Linked DNA regions of Homo sapiens: region 1 is linked to region 2. The links are chromatin loops, found by intact Hi-C in ENCODE. Cell type or tissue: heart left ventricle. All regions are shown on one strand. Links, peaks and the distances in the headings refer to the core of each region. The heading gives the core; the rest is flanking DNA. Region 1 has its middle 400 kb from the start of PCSK5. Region 2 has its middle 340 kb from the start of OSTF1.

The links. Peaks named below come from ENCODE experiments on the same cell type or tissue, not always from the same donor. Only the 100,000 strongest peaks of a DNase experiment are listed, where the experiment ranks them.
Region 1: a loop joins it to region 2, with 2.9 times the contacts of the local background. A loop is called at or near these places in 5 of 110 quality-filtered maps.

Annotation. Positions count from the first base shown.
Region 1 is chr9:75,490,063-75,495,448 of GRCh38, reverse strand. No RefSeq gene overlaps it. Among named protein-coding and RNA genes, the nearest start is that of PCSK5, 400 kb to the left of the region's middle. In heart left ventricle, for the core only: no CTCF peak of the experiment used is centred there; no DNase peak of the experiment used is centred there.
Region 2 is chr9:75,429,324-75,434,709 of GRCh38, reverse strand. No RefSeq gene overlaps it. Among named protein-coding and RNA genes, the nearest start is that of OSTF1, 340 kb to the right of the region's middle. In heart left ventricle, for the core only: no CTCF peak of the experiment used is centred there; no DNase peak of the experiment used is centred there; H3K27ac peaks cover 3,173 bases.

The sequences.
Region 1 (5,386 bases), core at 86-5,085, 61 kb before region 2:
TTCCATAGACAGTATACCATTTTAGAATCGCACCAACAATGCACAAGCGTTCCTATCTCTCCATATCCTTGCCAACACATTATTTTCTAGATTTGTTTGTTGGTTGGTTTGTCTATAATGACCATCCCAATAGATATGAGGTAAGATACCTCACTGTGGTTTTGATGACTAGTAATATTGAACATCTTTTCATATACCTATTAGCAATTTGTGTGTCTTTTGTGGAGACATGTCTACTCAAATTCTTTGCCCATTTTTTAATTGGGTTATTTGGTTATTTTGCTATTGAGTTGTAGTAGTTTATATTTTCGGGTATTAGTGCCTTATCATGTATAGGGTATATTGCAAATATTTTTCAGAGGTTACCTTTTCATCCTGTTGATTGTTTTCTTTGCTGCACAGAAAGAAGCTTTTTAGTTTGATGTAGGACTACCACATGATCCAGCAACCTCACTTCTGAACATTTATCTGAAAGGATTGAAAACAAAATGTGGAAGAGATATTTACACTCCATGTTCATTTCAGCATTAGTCACAGTATTCAAGAGCTGGAAACAACCTAAATGTCTATTGACAGATGAATAGATTAAGAAAATGCTGTATATACATATAATGGAATATTATTAAGCCTTAAAAAAAGAAAATCTTGTCATATACTTCAACATAGATGAGCCGCAGGACATTATGCTAAGTGAAATAATTCAGTCACAGAAGGACAAATACTGCTTGATTCCACCTACATGAGAAATTTAAAAGAGTCAAAACTCATAGAAACAGAAAGTAGGATGGTAGTTGCCAGGGGCTAGAGGGAGGGGGAAATGGGCAGTTGCTGTTCAATGGGTATAATGTTTTAGTCATTACAGATGAAAACGTTCTGGAGATCTGCTGGACACACTGTACATATAGTTAACAGTGCTGTACTGTACACTTCAAAATTTGTTAAGAGGGTAGATCTCATGTTATGTGTGTGTATGTGTTTTACCACAGTAAAAAAAGAAAGGGAAATGGATTCTGGATAGCAAACAACAGGTGTATACAACAATTGTTAATACTATTGCCTATAATACCAAATCTTGCTCTACCCAAGTTTTGTTTTCTTAGATTTTCTAACTGATTAGATTATATTTATGTATAACGATATACTATGACCAAAAGCCCCCAAAACAAACTTAATGGTAATCGTTACACTATCACAATATTCCTTACCTTGACCCATTTGACCAGACAAGATGGAAAGATTTTTTGTTTGTTTGTTTCTTGTTTTTTAGAATCTAGCTTGCCAATCTTAGCATTGCTAAGGCTTCAGCATCCAAAGTGGTGTTTTAAAGATTTGGTATTTGAGTGTTGATTTCTACAGTATTACTGGGTTTAACATGTCCTTTCTTCCTACAATGACCTGTCACCAATCTAACCAAAAGCTCCCTCCTGTCTACTTCTATCCCCATTCTTCTATCCCAAGCCCCAGAAAACAAAGTAGCTGAAATGTAAAATTTCTTTTCCCACTCGTATGTTCTACATTTTACAATTTTGGGGCTCTCTTGCAGTTAGGTTGTGAATGTGACTAAATTCTAGTCTCTGGAACATAGGTAGAAATAAGATATGCCACTTCTGGGCTTGGCCTTTAAAGTATCCATGTGATTGTAAACACCTTCTTTGTCCCATCCATGAAACAGGCATTGGAACATGCCCAGTGATAGAGACATACAGTGGAAGAAACCCAGATACCTGAGTCACTGCCTGAAGAAAGCTGCCTAGAGAAGCCATCCAGCCTGACACAGATGATGACATAAGCAAGAAACAGTTTTTTATTGTAGAAAGCCACATAAATTTAGGTGATTGTTACTGCAGCATTGTTCTGCAGCATTGTTTATCCAATTCTGACTGATAGAGAAAAGAAGCCCAAGTAATGCTACATACTGTTGTTACATATTTTCCCCAAGGAGCAGTCTAGGATCCTATGTTTTTTTAAGTCCACACAGCTTTACCAGGACCTAGTTACTAGACCCAAAGGGTGTAGGAAGAGCCCCAGGCTCACTGAAGTTCCCCACAAAACTTCTATGGCAGCCAATTTAGAAAAGGATCATCGATGTTGCTCTGAATATTATAAGCATTGCTTTAACCCAGGAGACACACAGCATTATCTGATACGATTTGACATTTATTTCATGGTTATTAAGCCTAAGACAGAAACTTTTCTTGACATAGAGAAAATCTTAAGCCACATAGATTATTTGTCCACATTACTAAAGTTAGAAACTTTTAAGAAAGTACAAGGCTAGCCGTATGATATCCAGATGTTTACAATTTAGCCTATGTGAATCTTCAACGGCATTTTAGTCCCAAGGTGATATACCCTAGTTATTTCTTAGTGGGAGCTTTTTATTTCTTTGTTACTTTAGAATACCTCTCCTTCTAACATTAGATTTAAAATGGATGTATCATTAATTGCTTGCCTTGGACACTTTATCCAATGCATGCAAAAATGCAGTTCTTTTAAGTACGGTCATCAAATAGTGTAAAAGAAAACCACAAGCCATAATGGACAGATCATCATCTCTAGGTGATACATACAGTATATGATTCTTGCCCCTCAAACTACCCAGGCTGTTTTCAGAAAAATATGGCAATAGAGGCTGCTTCCCTGCCAGGTCCTAGTAGGAAGCTGTCTGTTTCACAAAGAGTATCTGTGCAACAAGCCTACAGATCATCTGTCCAACTGATTATTCTGAAGTTTCCCAGTGTTGACATATTTTGAGCCTGACATTAACACCTTCAAAAATAAATGGCCAATTTGGAAGGATCTTGGTGATAACCAGCTGTAAATAACAATAATTCCTCAAGTTGCTTTTAATGGAAACTCTCAGGCATTTTTCTAGAAGTTTGACTTTGTTTTTTTCTCCAAATAATGTGTTTTCTCACTTCTGCATGTTCTATTTCTGACCAGTACCTGACGTGTAACACTGTTTAGAAGTCTGCTCTGACAAAAGCACACTGCTGTGACTGGATATAGATAATATCTACTCCTGGGTTGCAAGGTGACCTTTCAAATTATTTAACTTCCAGGTTTCACTATTCCCAGCCAAACAATGGTAATCATGCCTACCAACAGCTTAAAGTGAAGGCATCATTGGCTTTATGCCATATATAAGCAGATTCCAATTTTAACTCTGCCATCTGCTGGCTGTGTGACCTTGAGCAAGATTCTTAACCTCTCTGAATCTCAAGTTTTGCAGTGTTACTGTGAAGTGTTAAGAGTTAAGCGGGTGGTCTATAAGGTCTCTAACTCAGTGTCTGATACATTGTAAATAATAAATATTCATTCCTTATAAAGCAGTTGAAACTCACTGGCCTAGGAGTACTGCTACAAAACCGTGAAGGAGGGTTACTGAGATTTCTCAGCAGGTTGCTTTTATCCAAAATATTCATAAAGGGAGCTGGGGTTACCTATGGCCATGTCTGCTCTACCCTAGAAAGGGAGAAGCAGGGTATACAAAAATCATTATTATCCCTGGTTTTACAACTTCTAAGGTTATTTCCAGGGATCAGACTTGCTGTGCATAAAAATTGCTGTTTGTGTCTGTCAGGTGGATGGGGCACTGTGCTGAGACAGAAGGATGCATCAGCCCCTGCTTTCAAAGAGCCTGGAAAGAGAAAGCAAAGCTTTCAACACACAAGTTGCCCAATAGCAACACAATAAAGCCATTATCAGTCATGTAAACCTCATCGGTCCAGGAAGCACATGTTCCCTCCAAGCTCAATAACTTATGGGTCTGCTCAATCAACACTGCTAAATTTTCTTGGCCTCACTGCCTCCAAAATGAAATCCTTCCAGCTGTGACTCTTTAGAATTGCAGGTTAATTCCTTACACTTAGCAGAATCATTAGGAAGGCAAGCTTGAATGGGGAAAAATGAGCTAATATGAAAAGTATAAGATGCAACCTAAGAGGTATTTGAATTGATGCTATCCCCTGTTTTTATCCTGGACCAGTCTCAGTTGTGAGTACACTCAAAGCACGGAGGGGGTCTGTGGATTGTGTTTTCTGCCCCCATCACATCCTATAGCTACCCTCAAAGTCCATATCCTCCATTAAACAACTCTAGATCCTACAAATGAATGTCATCTCTGCCTTCTGTGAATTAATTTTTAAGTCAAACATATTTTTCTTTAGATATAAGAGGTAAGGTATAGTGAACAAGAGCAAGGACCTAGAAACCCAACCATCCTGAGTTCAAGTTATGCCTTTACCCTTAACTTGCTGTATGACTCAAGCTTACAGAGCCTTAATTATAGCATTTTCAAAAGTAAGAGATGATGTTACACGATAGAGTTATTATAAGCATTAAATAAAATCATGCATTTAAAAGACTTAGCAGATGCCCATAGTGTGCAAAATATCATGGTGGTTGTTATCATGTTGTTATTATCATTATTATTCTCTCTCCTACTTTAGCATAAACTCACAGAGGATAGGGACAAGGCTTCATATTGCATTGCTTCCTTTGGAGGGTTTGGCTCAAAACTACCCAGAAAGTGTTGAACAAATTTAAATTGAAGTTATAGCCATTTGCTTTAGTCATGATGCTTTCCATTGTAACTGATAGAGACCACAATCAAACTAGCTTAGGCAAATGTGTAAGCCTGCAGTACAATACTGAGTATGTCTTATATAATTGAAGGAAATCTGAACAACCACAACTTGATAAAGGCAGAAATGCACCTGGCTTCTGAAACAGCTGGAGCCAAGGACTTGACTGTGGCAAGGCTAACCTCTGACCCACATTTCTGTCCACTTTAGTTTCTGCCACCAAAAACAGGCTTCCTTCAAGTGAGAGGAAAACTGGCTGCCAAGGGAACCTGATTTTATGAATAGTTTCCATCTCTAGAGAAGAACTGACTCTTCCTCTCTTCCTTTCACAAAAATCCCAGGGGAAGCATTCCTATTGGCTGAACTCTGGCTATGTGCCTGCTTCTAGAGAAATTACTTGAGGTCAGAGTATGACAGCATCACGGAAGACCAGGGTGGATCCTGAGTAACCATATGGTTGGATCTGGGGAAGAGGCAGTTCCTAAGAGAGGAAAATGCTGTTCCTAGAGGCAGAAAGGGTACAGGACAGAAAATACGACATGATGTGCACTAAACTATGGGCATAGGGTGCCACACTGTTCCCCAAACAAAGTTAATTTGAATATACTCTAATTATTTTCATGTCTGCACACATACAGTATTTGGAGGAGTAGAGTGGCATTAAAGCTTCAGGACTAGTATAGCTCCATAAATATGAAGGAACACAATATTAATAGTTTAAAAAACAGTATGTGCTGAAACTTTTAAAATGTGATATTATCTCACAAATAAATCAAACAGCCAACTTAAATAGATCATTT
Region 2 (5,386 bases), core at 258-5,257:
AACCACATCACACAAGAAACAGACTAATCTTGGGGTGAATATGGGGGACTGGTGCATTTAGAATCTATGCCTCATATAGACCAGAGATGGAGACGTTCTACCCTAATGTAAGTGTATGGATTCTTATCTAGAACAACAGTGAAATCAATGAAGAAATGCTATTATTGGTCAAATCCCTTGACCTTGCTCACAGGGCCTTTTATATGTGTGCTCACACCAAAGAGAGAAGGAAACCTTTATTTCACACCCTCTCATAGTCTCCTGTGCAGGAAGACACACCATTCTTGACTAAAGGGGACCTCCCCCAAGGTATCACTGAAAATACCCACACACTTTTTGTGGGCTCAATGAGCTGGACTAATATTATGGTTGCCAGCATCGTCCACCAGCTCTTGTCTCCCAAGGAACCTGAGAATTATAAAAGAATTTATGCCAGAAGAGTAAAATGCTGTGGCTTTGTGTGTTACTAAGCCCTTTCATGGAAATGAGTTTATTGGATTGGCCAGCCAGCCTGGTAAGGAGGGAAGGGAAGAGGCAAGGAGAGATTTAGGAATGTTGATCTTTGGGAAAACAAAATGAGGATCAGAGTAAGTAAGGGACAAGAGTCACTGGGGAAAAGAGGGTTACCAAATACGTGGAGAAAAACATAATGAAAAGGGAAAATACTGGAGTAAAATGCAAAATCAAGGATTGACACAGATAAGGTTTCAATCTTCTGCTGCCTCCTACTAATTGTGTGATTTGGGCAAGTGGCATTAATGCTCTAAGCCACAGTTTTCTCATCTGTGATGTGGGGATTATAACTGGAGCTACTTCAAAGAGATATTGCAAGAATTAAATCAAACCTTGTGGTTAAATGTCTGGTCTAGTACCCAGAACATGGAGATTAGTAAATACTAAAGACTTCCTTCCCCCAGACTCCTTTCATCTCCCCCAGCTATGACATGGGAAGGAGGAAGAAAATCAGATGCTTAAAAAGACAAAACGATAAAGGCAATTGGTTATTTTGTATTTCTCTCTTCTAAGAGTGTTGAAATTTTAATATCTTGTTTTGTTCAAGCATCACTGTCCCATGTCCTCCTTGAGGTTCAGAAGGTAAAATGGCCCTCTCAAGTCCTTGTGGGGCTGTCATGCATCCTGAAGCCCCTGCCCTGGCTTCACAGAGTGCTCCCTGGATGTCCACCCCAGAGCTACTCAGTCTCACCTCCTAGAGTTAAGGAGGACAAACATTGTCTCCTCACTTTGCCAACAGGTTCTTAGAAGCTCAGAATATGAACCTGTAAGTCTACTGCTCCTTACAATTAGCCCCAAGCATTTGGAAAGGGGAGGAAGATGAGAGGATCCAAACTTTTATGATTCAGAAGCCTAAGTAAGTGATAAGTGCAAAAGTCCTAAAAGAATGTTTTCTGTCTCTGTCAATGGAACAGATTTTGTAGAGTTCTGAAAAGGACCTTGGGCTACCCAAAGTCCAAATTAAACAGAGTAAAACAAAATAAAACAGAAAGAAACAGAGAAGTTCTGTGACTTGACCAAGGTCATATAACAAGTGAGAGTAGCATCACTGACCTTTTTAAGTCAACAAGTCTATGCTCTTCTCAAATGACAAAACTAGTCTGGCCAACATGCAGAACACAATGTTCCTTTCTGAACAATTTGTACTTGGAAAATGAGACCATCTTTAGAAATTCTCACTGCTCTCCTGAGACCAAACACTGCAACACTGATTTGAAAATGCTTACATTTTAGAAACAACTGCAAAATAGAATCATTCATTATGCCCCTCAGCAGCAAAGACTATCCCTGCCTTGCCACACTTGCAATTGATATTTTATTTGTGAGAAGGCATTCTTTCTCCCATTGCCAGCCAATGTTATTTGTAGCCTAATAAATTATTCACAAAATAACCCCACTTATTTGTCTTTCAGATATTTCTTTCCTAGGAGACTCAATATATTTAGTGATAGCAACACAAGTATGCCCAATAAGACAGGGCAATTTGCAACCTAATAGAAAAAGGTATGTTAACAATACAATATGGTTTCTGTATGAAGAACAAAAGAATTTCCTCTGAACATACTGGCACTGAGACATGCGAGGGAGAGCAGCAAGACACAGCTACTCATGTGGTTGACAAGAGCAATTTCCCAGCAAAAGCTGAGGGCACAGGTCACAACCCATGACCAGGAATGGTGAAAGACAAGCCATAACTGGCAATAAGAACATGTCCTGCTTCCCCAATCCAATCTGTCTGCCAGATAATCAGCCATTCTATAATTTGTTGTATTTCTTATGGAAAATAAAAAGAAACAGATCAAAAAATAATAACTTGAACTATTGGGCAAAAGGAAAAATCAAGCAAATGCTAATGCAGACCCATGTAAATGGGTCTGCTCCCTACTTTCAAGAAAAAATTAACATCACATGTCTTTCATTTTCCCTAAATAAATCTGTCTTGAGTCCCCCTTGCCAAATTAGTAGAATGGCTGGTACCCTCCCCCTTGTTACCGTTTTGAAAACATTTAAAAGGCCTAGGAGTTTAGAGCTCCAAAAAAAAAAAAAAGAGAGTTGGGCTGATTCTGACATCCACATCTGGAAAAGACAGACCCTGGTGTCTGATCTGCCCACAGCTACCCCTGCTCTCCCTGCCACATGGTGGTGGTCCTCCATCATCACCCAGGCTTGCGGCCCATCCAAGTCCCTACAGAGTCCACTCCAGATCTCCATGGAAAAGTGATCTTATTCCCTCAAGAGTACCTTTGATCCACAATTCTTTGGTTCCCAGAATCATAGCCCTGAATGCTCAGCTTTTTCCTGGGCAGCCATCCCTTCAAAGATAACACCCACTTCCCAGCCCCATCATAGCAGGTCGAGTTTCAGCCCATGGTGGACACAGAGCCACTGACTGTTCCTTCCCTGGGATCCACGACTTCTTTTTTCCCTAATATCTGGAAGCTTTCCTCATTAATCCCTGAAACAAAATGAACCTTACTACACACTTTTGGTGCTCAAGAGGGCTACCCCTCCACCATCTAGGAGTGCTACCTAACTGCCTCTAGAGGATCCATGAGCTTCAAAACACAAGCAGTCTGATTTTACATTTTTGCCAGCCACCTCCTTGGGGTATACCCTGATGATTTGTGTTGGGAAGTGGGAAGGAAACTCACTCCCTCCTTCTTCAGAGAAGAGCCAACATAAGCATGCCAAAGATGATTTAATCTCCTTTGAATGAGCAAGATGAATCTTTGTCACTTATTTTGCTAAAGTAGAAAATTTGAAAATCCAAGTTCAATCAAAAGTGGAACATTCTGCTCTGAATTAGTTAGACTAAGAGCTAGAACACCTCCACACACATAAACAAGCAATCACTTAGAATGATATTTGCAAATATTGTGTGACCCTGCAAATAGTTACTCTCTCCAATGTGCATTATTACTACTTGCTTTCTGAATTTTGTGGAAATTGAGTGTTTTGTGTAAATCAGTAGGAAAGACAGAATTTAAAACTTAACTTGCATATTGAAATGTGCTAGGTAAGAGACAGAAATACCATTTGACCCAGAAATCCCATTACTGGGTAGGCATGCAAGCATATGTTCATTGCAGCACTATCCACAATATCAAAGACATGGAATCAACCCAAATGCCCGTCAATGATAGAATGGATAAAGAAAACATGGTACATATGCACAATGGAATACTATGCATCCATGAAAAGGAATAAGATTTTGTTCTTTGCAGGGTCATGGATGGAGCTGGAAGCTGTTATCCTCAGCAAACGAAGGCAGGAACAGAAAACCAAACACCACATGTTCTCACTTATAAGTAGGAGCTGAACGATGAGAACACATGGACACAGGGAGGGGAACAGCATACCCTGGGGCCTGTTGGGGAGAGGGATTGGGGGAAGGAGAGCATCAGGATAAATAGCTAATGGATACTGGGCTTAATACCAAGGTGATGGGTTGATCTCTGCAGCAAACCACCTTGGCACACGTTTACCTATGCAACAAACCTGTACACCCTGCACATGTACCACAGAATTTAAAATAAAAATTGAAGATAAAAAAAAGAAATGTGTTAGGTATCCAGTAGATTACTTCTTGTCCTTTTGTATACATCTATGCCACTTGTTTAAGGCTTCAAAACAACCTTATAAGATATATACTATTAAATTTATTATATATGACACAACTAAGGTTCAAAGAGGTTAAAAACTGAACAGCAGTCAGTAAATTATGAAGCCAGAATTTGAGTTCTCAGCTGCTTTTCCACTTCCTATTCTGATATTTCTTACAAAAGAGAAGACAAGAAATAGCTTAGTTTCCTAGCTTCCAAAAATAGGAGGTCCATACTGAGTTAGAAGAAAAAAAACCAAATAATCATTGTTTTTCTTAAGACTGCTTTGGAATAATTTGATTTATGCATGTTTTTGTGACCCCTCCAGAATCCCTAGAGAAAACACAGGGCCTGTCTGCTTTACTAGAGTATGATACTGAAAGTCTGAGGCTGGTTAGAGAGCAGCTTGTGTAGGACAAAGGACATTGCATTAGCAAACCCAACTTTGGTTGATAATCACAGAAGCAAGTAGTATGAAACACCACCAGGGGATGGAGAAACACCTGGACAAAGAATTGATTTATTGAGGGGAAGATAAGATTAGAAGAATTCAAAGCCCTTGTAAGAATACTCTCACTGCAGAGAGCTTGATGATATGGTTGTGTGAGCTAGAAACAGAAGGCAGTCCTGGTACCAGAGGGAGTGTCTCTCCTGTAAAATAAACAATGCTCCACTGTCTAGGATTCTATTTTTCCCCCTCTGCCTTTTCCTATCCCAGCATCCCAAGTCAGCTGCTGGAATTATAGAAAAATAGAGGGCAATAGTAGAAAGTCCTAAAGGCATTGTGCAGAGTACTGGCTTCCTTTGCTTTTCAAATTCGGCCTCACATCTCATTTGATTCCATGTGCTACCCCGACCTTGCAAAAGGGGAAACGAAAATACATTGAAGCTGAGTGACTGGTCCATGTTACTGGGAATTAATAGGTTTTAGCAGAACTCAGCTCCCCTAAGACTCAGCTCTGTATTTCTGTTGGACAAATGAAGATAGGAGAGAATAAAGAGGATACTACCTTCTTCAAAGCATTGTTTTGTTTTACCCTCTCACCCTTGCTCTCTGTTCCTCCATGCATCACACAAACACACGCACACACAATTATACACATTTTATTAGATAATGGTTCCAAGAAGAAAAATAAGAGCTGCTGGATATGGATCAAGGCAGGGAATGTCTTGCATCAAGAATATGGTGAACATTCATGATGGAATGGATTGGTTCACTGAGGTCTGTTTGCATTCTGGAAGAACCCTGGTTCTTTAAAAAAAAAAAAAAA